Regions from separate parts of the Homo sapiens genome. Here region 1 is linked to region 2. Evidence: chromatin loops called from intact Hi-C (ENCODE). Cell type or tissue: OCI-LY7. All regions are shown on one strand.

Region 1 (5,000 bases), 140 kb before region 2:
TTAAAATAATACTTTCTTCTTGTTGTTTTACGAGCCATTTGTAGATGAGTGATATATAGTGGTTTATTGGGGTGATTGGGGACAATGAGTTTTTGTTGTACCTTGCATTCAAGTATATTTACTTATGCCTATAAATCAGGTATTATCACCTCTCCTTTTTCAGATGTCAGTCCATCAACAGTGTATGCTCTTTACCATTTGCATTTCAAGAACCACTTGGAAACTTGGAAATAATCCTTTATTTTTGCTAGTCATGCCTCTGTCGTAATGTTCCAAGAGGCCTGGGCTGCTTTGGAGAGGCTTGTCTGGCTTTGCCTGCCCCCTGCCTCATTTAACTACAATAGAATAGCTCATAAGATGCTCTCTGCATAAGATTTTATTTGAAGGAAGGTATCTATATTTAACTTGGGAAACAAATAGCTTAGGTAGAATTATAAACGAGATGGTAATATTGCCAAATAAATGGGATACACCCTGCCCAGCTCCTTCCCATTCTGTCACACAGTGCATAGGAGCAGTTTTGTAATTAGTAAACTCTATGTGGCCATGATCTTTGGAATGGTATGTATGGGATATAACTTTTATTTCCATTAATATATATTTATGATTATGAAAGTCTTAGATATGGTAGCTGCGAGAGGTATCATTTTACTGGTTATTAGTCTTATTCATATTTGGATTAGAACTTTATGGATTTCCTTGGGCAATTAGGGAGATAACTTTTAATGGTTTACATTTTGCTCCTTGGAGTTATGATGTTACCCAGAAGTCTCAAAGCCCATCATGGGGGAGGGAGAAGCCAACTGAAATATACATGGCTCTGGCCCTAATAGCCATTTTAGTTGGAGGAGCTCCAGTTTTATCTGTTAAATTAGTGGGATTCTACAAAAAATTAGTTTGAAAGAAGATTCTGGGGGTAAAATAAAATTTGAAACCACTGGATTAGTAGAAAGATCTAGGAGTTAGAAGACTTATGTTCCAGTTTTGGCTGTCACATTAACTAGTTTTGTACTGTTAGATAAGTCACTTAACATATTTTTCTCAGTTTTTCACATATAAAACAGAACTAATTCGGTCTGCCTCACAGAGTTGTCCTTGGATAGTGGTCTTAAAAACTGGTGAATCAGTCTGGGCATGGTGGCTCACTCCTGTAATCCCAGCACTTTGAGAGGCCGAGATGGGAGGATCACCTGAGGTTAGGAGTTCAAGACCAGCCTGGCCAACATGGTGAAACCCCATCTCTACTAAAAATACAAAACTAGTCGGGCGTGGTGGCATGCACCTGTAATCCCAGCTACTTGGGAGGCTAAGGCAGGAGAATTGCTTGAATCCAGGAGGCGGAGGTTGCAGTCAGCCGAGATGGCGCCATTGCACTCCAGCCTGGGTGACGGAGTGAGACTCTGTCTCAAACAGCAACAGCAACAAACAACAACAACAACAAAAATAACCAAAAAACGATGAATCAAAATGTATTAAGTAATGAAGATATTGTTAATAATAGCAGCAATACTCCAATAACTGAGAAATTGAAAATGGCTTTGAATTTTGTTGTAGAATTTATCACAATAACGTATGGCTTTCTTTTTTCCAATTTTCTGTTATCTAGGCATGATTGTTTCTTTTTTAAATGTTTTATTTTTTGATATTTTATTTTTTATCATTTATTTATTTATTTATTTATTTTTGAGACGGAGTCTTGCTCTGTTGCCCAGGCTGGAGTACAGTGGCACGATCTTGGCTTATTGCAACCTCAGCCTCCTGGATTCAAGCAAATTCTCATGCCTCAGCTTCCCAAGTAGCTGGACTTACAGGCATACATCACCACGCCTGGCTAATTTTTGTATTGTTAGTAGAGCCGGGGTTTCACCATGTTGCCCAGGCTGATCTTGAACTCCTGACCTCAAGTGATTTGCCTGCCTTGGCTTCCCAAAGTGCTAAGATTACAGGTGTGAGGCATCACTCCTAGCCTGTTTCCTTATTTTTTTAATGTTAGATTTGTTGGCCACCTTCCTTAAAATTTCATTTCTAATGAAAGACAGTTTATGTATACTCATATACACAGCATATATAGTTGTGTGTATGTATTTTGAAAAACTTATATTGATTTTCTTTTACAGTTTCTAAGAACGTAAGTAGATAAATGAAGCTTAATTTGGAGAAAACTTTAACTTTCTCTGCCATTCCCAAGAGAAATCAAGCTCAGAATGCTTGCATTTATTTCCAGCCTTTGAAGGGCCAGAAAATTGTGCCTGAAAATTGGGTTAGCACATTTTCTGAATCTGACTGCTGTTAAGTTACTCTGTAGTTGGGTTGGATGCTATTTCCTGTCTTCTTTCCTTCAAGCAGAGAATATGCACTTCACATTTTTTAAGGAAACCATTCCTAGCTTGTATATTCATTTACATTCTACATCTTATGATTGCAAGGATACACATAAAGAGTAGGTCTTATTCAGAAAAGTCCTGGCAGTTGTCCCAGCCTTAAAGAGAACAAGCCTGTGCTCTTCCCTTTTACCTGATGGAATATCACTATGGCCTTTCTTTGAGGAGTTGATTAGCAAACTTGACTCAGAGAGGAAGTGAGAATAGCACATTGTGGTTAGGTGGTGCTGGCTGATTTTCTAGCTCTTGCACAGCATATGCCTCTTAAATATCAGGGGGAGTAAGCTGCTCTTGCATCATACCACCATGGTTGGATAGCCCAAGTTGCAATTTCAAGTATTGCTGGCCAGTTTCTGGTACGTAGTTATGGAAATATAGGAAAGCACAATTCTGTCTGACGAAGGAACATATATATCTGCTTGTGGAGTATTAAGTGTGAGATATGCCAGGTAGTATTTTCTATCTTTTGGAAGTTAAGAAAATTAAATACCTGAAAAGAAGTGTTCTTTTTTCTTATTTAAAGCTCTTTCTACTAAACACAAATATCCTTAGAACCAAGAATTCCATAGGAACTATGAAACCTAACTGGTCAAGTATTTTCTGGCATAGTAACATGTAGTTTTATTGCCCAAAGGCCCTCCTGGGAAAAATTTATATAGCTAGCAATCCCTTTGATAATCATACCAATAGCCATTTGTTAAGAGTACCGCTTAGCTGGGCACGGTGGCTTATGCCTGTAATCCCAGCACTTTGGGAGGCCAAGACTTGGGGGATTGCGTGAGGCCAGGAATTTGAGATTAGCCTAGTCAACATAGAGACCCTGTCTACAAAAATTACAATAATTAGCTGGGCATGGTGGCATGTACCTGTAGTCCCAGCTACTTGGGAGGCTGAGGTGGGAGGATTACTTGAGCCTAGGGAGTTGAGGCTGTAGTTGGCCATGATTGCATCACTGGCACTCCAGCCTACGTGACAGAGTGAGACTCTGTCTCAAAAAATAAAAATAGAAAAAGTACCTATTATATGCCAGTTCTTAAAAAATGTATTTTAAGGTAAATAAATGAAGACAAAGGTCATACAAGTTAGTAGCAGGGCCAGAGGGTTGAGTACAATTCTCCCTGGTGTAAAACTCATTTTCTTTCCCTATGTTCTCAGTGAAAAATCATTTATAAAATATATCTTTTACTTTTCAGAGTATAGTTTCTCTTGAAAACAATTTATGTGAAGTGAAACCTACTTGTATTTTTCATGGTGAAATTAGACATAATATCCCTAAAAATGAAAACCCAAAAGACAAAATATTTCAGGAAGAAAATTAAGGTTGGAGTTCTTGGAATTATATATCACCAAGATCAATTTGCCTTGCTTGAGGATTTTAGTATACACCTGTCAGTTTACTTTTTGGTTGTGTCATAGTCTTTAGTACAGGAATTTTTCTTTGCCCCCTTCCCCCCTCCCTTTTATTTTTGGAGACAGTCTTGCTCTGTCACCCAAGCTAGAGTGCAGTGGCGCGATCTCGACTCACTGCAACTTCTGCCTCCTGGGTTCAAGCAGTTCTCGTGCTTCAGCCTCTTGAGTAGCTGGGATTATAGGTGTGCACCACCACACCTGGCTAGTTTTTGTACTTTTAGTAGAGATGGGGTTTTGCCATGTTGGCCAGGCTGGTCTCAAACTCCTGGCCTCAAGTGGCCTGCCCACCTTGCCTCCCAAAGTGCTGGGATTACAGACATGAGCCACTGTGCCTGGCCTTTTTCTTGCCCATTGGTCACTGTTTTCCTCTTCACACTGCTGTACTCTACCCCCAGAACATTACGAGGATCTTATCAGTCCATGCCACCAGAAACTTTGCTCTTCCTCTAGATATTCATGACTTATACAGGAATGCAATATTACATTTAGTCAGTAGATGCCATCATCTAACATATAATATGTTTCAGACTGGAACTTCTTTAATTCGTGGCTTTAGTTTATTTTAAATTAATCCATTTCTACTCTCTAGATTAAAAATCATGAATCTCTTGATTTGTTAATAATGAAAACTACTTGTGGTTTTTTTTTCGCTCAATAAATTACATTTGTAAAGTTGATGTGTGTTTTCTTTTGCCAGTTTTATTAATAGAAAAGTAATCATTGAGCTGTTTTTATGCATTTTGTTAGTATTTTGAGATAGGGTCTCACTCTGTCACCACGTTGGAGTACAGTGGTGCTATCATAGCTCACTGCAGCCTTGACCTTCCAGGCCCAAGCAATCCTCCTACCTTAGCCTCCCAAGTAGCTGGGCAAACTTGGCCAATTCTTTCTGTGTTTTGTGTGGAGATGAGGTTTCACCATGTTGCCCAAGCTGGTCTTGAGCTCCTGAGCTCAAGCCATCTGCCTCCCTGTCCTCCCAAAGTGCTAGTGTGTCCGGAATTGGTGGGTTCTTGGTCTCGCTGACTTCAAGAATGAAGCCGCGGACCCTCACGGGTGAGTGTTACAGTTCTTAAAGATGGTGTGTCTGGAGTTCGTTCCTTCAGATGTTCAGATGTGTCCGGAGTTTCTTCCTTCCGGTGGGTTCGTGGTCTCGCTGGCTTCAGGAGTCAAGCTGCAGACTTTTGCTGTGAGTGTTGCAGCTCATAAAGG
Region 2 (5,000 bases):
GTCCTGGCCCAATCAGTGGCCATTCCTGGGCGTAGAATAGTTTGGTGCTATCTCTGAGCAGGGGGCTATAGATGGGGTAGTTTCCCCCCTCTGTAGGAGATACTGGGCATGGCAGAGCCCAAAGCTGACATGCTCAGAGCCCCCTACTAGGAGATGATAAGCTCCTGGAGGCCAGGGACCTAGGACTTACACTGGTTTTCCAGTAGCATATGGCATCATTTCATGGAATTCAGCCACTCAGTTGACATTAAATTAGACTGGGCAAAATAACCCCAAAGCTAAAAATTGGATACCTCAATCACATCTGTCATAGGAATCTTTTAAAGCACCAAGACACTTGACATTTGTTGAGAAGGACATTGTTGATCCATAGGCAGAGAAGCCAACCTGTGTTTGGGATGACAAGGAGACAGGCTGGCAAGGTGCACATCCTGCTGGGGACAATGGCTCCTTTCTCCTGAAATGCCTCCCAGCTCTGTGTGGCCAAGCCAAGGTGAGGCAAAGCTGAATTTCTTGCCCTAAGAAACAGCAGCAGGAGAGTAAGGGAGGTGCTGCCTTTGTACTATGGTGACCTGCTTATTCTGTTTCAGTGACACAAGCTCATTGACATTGCATGGAGAGAATGATGTCATCGATTCTTCCCAGAGCCAAGCTGGCCTTTCTGGTGGTGCACATGGTACTCCAGTACTGTGTACCACAGAGATGTTTTCCTCCTGGCTGGATGTGGGGAATTGAATTCCTTTGGCTGAAAATGAGCTATGAACCATAGTAAAAGCTGCTAGTAGGAAGGCCTTTGGACTTTTCTGGCTTAGAATTTCTGAGGAGTTCCATGGCAGTTTTCCAAATCAAATTCTTAAGTCCAGAGACTTAGCTGGAGAGCATCTTGAAGGTTCTCCATGAACGGTAGGCGCTGACCCCTGGGGGAGGGGAAGGTTTTAATTAACTTTGTCGGAGAAAGTTGCCAAGCACTCTTCAGCTGTTTTGGAATGTTGTATTCCAAGTTGTAGAGGTTATGACTTTCTCTTTCTGGAACCCAAAAGCGACTTGTGGAAGCAAAATGAGAACAGCTTTTGGCCTCCGACACCACAATGCATCAGCCAGACCTGGATGTTGCCACTAAACTGAGGAAAAACTGTCTCTGGTGTCTCCTTATGGCCAGAATGGCATGTTCGACTTTAGACTTGAAGACTTGGCAGTTTCGGAGCACCTTGTTGACCCTCTGCTAGGGTCTGGGTCTTCTCCCAGCGCCTGGGAATTTGAGAGACAGCCAGCTAATGGAATGGCCAACTGTGCAGTGCTGGGTACCAGGAGAGGGGAAATGGTGGCTCTTTGGTACTGTGAGGCCTGACATCTTGGAACAGACGGCACCTGTTGGGACTAATGTATCTAAGAATGTCAAGGAAAAGCATGTGAGAACTTTTCTCAATTGAAAGGATGTGCTGAATCTTTTCAAGAATGGGCATCCCATTCTCCCATTCAGGAAAGACTGAGCCCCTTTTGTCCAGCAGGCACCATGGTGGGTGTTAGAAGCTAGAGCAGTGAATCAGTCACACATTTTAAGGACAAGGACCACGTTCCATTCTTCTCTGTCTTGCTCGTAACAGGTACTCAGACAACACTGCACTGAAATGGTTCTTTTTTTTTTTTTTTTTTTTTTTTTTGAGATGGAGTCTCACTCTGTCACCCAGGCTGGAGTACAGTGGCACGATCTTGGCTCACTGCAACCCCCGCCTCCCAGGTTCAAGCGATTCTCCTGCCTCAGCCTCCCAAGTAGCTGGGACTACAGGCATCTGCCACCATGCCTGGTTAATTTTTGTATTTTTAGTAGAGACAGGGTTTCGCCATATTGGCCGGGCTGGTCTTGAACTCCTGACCTTGTGATCCACCTGCCTTGGCCTCCCAAAGTGCTGGGATTACAGGCGTGAGCCACCGTGCCCAGCTACAAATGGTTCTTTCAAAGTCCCCTGGCTTCACCCCATCCTTCAGTGTCCATTTTTCATCTCCTTCCCCACTTTGGTCTCCTATCTCACCAGATTAAGGAAAATGCAATGTCTTCCCTATGCAATTGCTGCTTTGCACGGAAAATCACCTTTAAGCCAAACCAATAATCTACAAACCAAAAGAAAACAAGAGGGGAAGGGACGAATAACTGATTTCCCTGCGAGCCCTACCTAGTTTTCATCTGGCACATTCTGCTTCTAAGTGGTTGCTGGTCACACTGGCAGATAGCCTGTTTCTCCTTAACTCTTCCTCCTCAACCACCTACTCTCTCATTAAAGAAAAAATTAAGAAAGTTTCCTGATTATAAAAATGATAAATACATTTGGAAAAGAGAACACATTGTCCCACCCCCGCTACATTTTTGGTTTTCTTTTGTTTTGTTTTTTAGAGACATGGTCTCACTCTGTTGCCCAGGGTGGAGTGCAGTGGCATGATCATGGCTCACTGCAGACTCAACTCCTGGGCTCCCTACGACGATTAAAAAATGACTTTCAGGCCAGGGATGGTGCTTGTGCCTGAAAAATCAAAATTTTCAGTGCTTTTGGAGGCTAAGGCAGGAAAATTGCTTGAGCCCAGGAGTTTGAGACCAGCCTAGGCAACTTAGCAAGACTCTGTCTTTACAAAAAAATTAAAGAATTAAGTGGGCATCTTGGCATGTGCCTGTAGTCCTAGCTACTTAGGAGGCTGAGGCGGGAGGATGATTTGAGCGCAGGAGTTTGAGACTGCAGTGAGCCACGATCATGCCACTGTACTCCAGCCTGGGTGACAAAACAAGAGTCTGTCTCTAAAAAAAAAAAAAAAAAAAAATGTAGGGTGGCTTTCTGAAGCCATGCTTGGCCCTTCCCTCTCAGGGGTTTCCAGAGGAGGCAGATGAGCAACGTTGATCTCTGACCCTCAACTCCATTGTTCACCTGCTGCCATGCAAAGTGCCTCAACCGCAGGGTTTGTAACTTCGTGCAGATTATCACAGCTGCCCAGATGTTCATTTTAACTGAATTTCACTCATATAAAAGTGAAGGAAATGGGCAGGAAATGAGGAGAGGGGCCCAGTAGTGAGATTGTATTTTTATAATGGAAATAGCACCAGCCTGGGGGCCGAGCTGTCAATTTGAGTTCAACCTTTACCAATGACTAGCTGTTCCTTACACAAGTCCCCAGCCTCTATAAGTGTTTACTTTATCATTTGTGAAATAATACAATTGATTTTATTATCTCTAAGGTTCTTTAAGTTGCTCTGTCATAGAGTTTAAGAATAAAATGTGAGAGCTAGGCTGGGCTTGGTGGCTCATGCCTGTAATCCTGGCACTTTGGGAGGCTAAGAAAGAAAGAAGAAGAAGAAGAAGAAGAAGAAGAAGGAGAAAAATAATAAAATGTTTATTTGACTAATCTACTTTCTCCCCCACCATGTTTTTCCTCTTTTCACCTCAAAGACCTATCAGTTTTCACTGTTTCTTGTTACCCAGCTTTGCCGCTGTTCTTTTTGGTAAGGAGTGAAATATTTTTTCCAACTGTTCATGCAGCAGGCAAACTTGTCTTACTTCTCAGTCATTTTTTGCTTTTCTCCGTGCCCTCTCTGTTGTCTTCCTAGCCTTTTATCCCAAACTAGGCCTCACACAAGCAGGTTTGCCTCTCTGATCTGTGGCTTTAATTAACATAACGAATGAGCAAACAAGTCTTTATTGGGCATTTACAATGAACAGTGCACAGCTTGGTGCTGTTGAAGATAAAATAGGTTTAAGACATGTTCTCAGCCTTCAAGGAGACAAGACCTCTGGGGCTTCAAATCCCTTAGCTGCCTTATGTTCTACCACTAACATCTGGGTGCCAACAGTGCTACCCATCCCCCCACACCCACCCAACGCTACTGTGCTCTGAAACCAGCTCTTCGGTGGGATGCTGTGTCTCCACACTCTGGTTTTTTTCCTTCTCTCACTTCTTCCTGGCTTCCTTTTGCTGGATTCTCCCTCTGGGTCCATCCATTAATTGGATCTTCAGAGGCTCTATCCTAGGCCCTCTGCTTCTCTCAGTCTCTTTTCATTCCCTGGATGAGTTCAACCATACTCATGACTTCAGTTACCATCTATATGCAGATAATTCCCTTGTGTGTGTGTGTGTGTGTGTGTGTATTCCTGGTTGCTATGGTTTATCTCCACCAAAACTCAGGTTGAGGCTTAGTCCCCAGTGTAATGATATTGAGACATGGTGAGACCTTTAAGAGGCATTTGGGTCATGAGGGATCTGCCCTCACGAAGGGATTAATGCAGTTTCTTGAGCGTGTGAGAGCAGGTTGTTATAAAGTGAGGCTGCCTCTCATGTTTGCTCTTCTCGCATGTGCCCGCCTCCCCTTTTGCTTCTCTGCAATGTTATAACACAGCATGAGGCCCTTACCGGCAGCTGGCCAGATGGGCCACCCAGTCTTTCATCTCCTGGCCTCCAGAATTGTGAGCTAAATCAACTTCTTTCCTTAATAAATTATTCAGCTTCAGGTATTTTGTTATAGCAACAGAATATGGATGAAGACACTGGTCTTTCTTTGGGTTCCAGACCTGTATATCCAGTTGCCTCATGGGCAGCTCCACTTCGACATCACATAGACACCTCATACTCCCCATGGTCACCACCGAGTGTATCACCTTTCCCACCACCCTGCTCCTTTTCCCTTCCCAGTGTTCTCAAACTCAGTAGATGGCACTGCTATTGTCTATCCAGCTGTTCAATCCAGCAACCTAGGACTCCTCATTTCCACAATCTTCCTGTCCCTGCCCCCAAATCCAATCAAATTGCCTTATAAATATCTTGAGATAAGCCAGGCATGGTGGCTCATACCTATAATCCCAGCACTTTGGGAGGCCAAGGTGAGAGGATCAGGCCAGGAGTTTGAGACCAGCTTGGACCAAGCTTGGCGGTTTGGATTAATATACATATATACATGTATGGACTAGTATACATATGTATATATGTGCGCACATATATATGTGTGTATATATGTGCGCACATAT

The links. A loop is a pair of places that touch in the nucleus more often than their neighbours do. Peaks named below come from ENCODE experiments on the same cell type or tissue, not always from the same donor. Only the 100,000 strongest peaks of a DNase experiment are listed, where the experiment ranks them.
Region 1: it touches region 2 in a loop (2.5-fold over the local background); 2 of 110 quality-filtered maps call a loop at or near these places.

The regions. Positions count from the first base shown.
Region 1 is chr2:62,036,881-62,041,880 of GRCh38, forward strand. All of the region lies in intron 2 of COMMD1 (copper metabolism domain containing 1), which reads left to right. Among named protein-coding and RNA genes, the nearest start is that of COMMD1, 130 kb to the left of the region's middle. In OCI-LY7, a CTCF peak has its summit at 4,264; a DNase peak (open chromatin) is centred at 2,631; H3K4me3 peaks cover 1,170 bases; H3K27ac peaks cover 2,191 bases.
Region 2 is chr2:62,178,230-62,183,229 of GRCh38, forward strand. No RefSeq gene overlaps it. Among named protein-coding and RNA genes, the nearest start is that of B3GNT2, 15 kb to the right of the region's middle. In OCI-LY7, no CTCF peak of the experiment used is centred here; DNase peaks (open chromatin) are centred at 2,205, 2,512, 2,922, 3,792 and 1 weaker place; H3K4me3 peaks cover 2,028 bases; H3K27ac peaks cover 4,566 bases.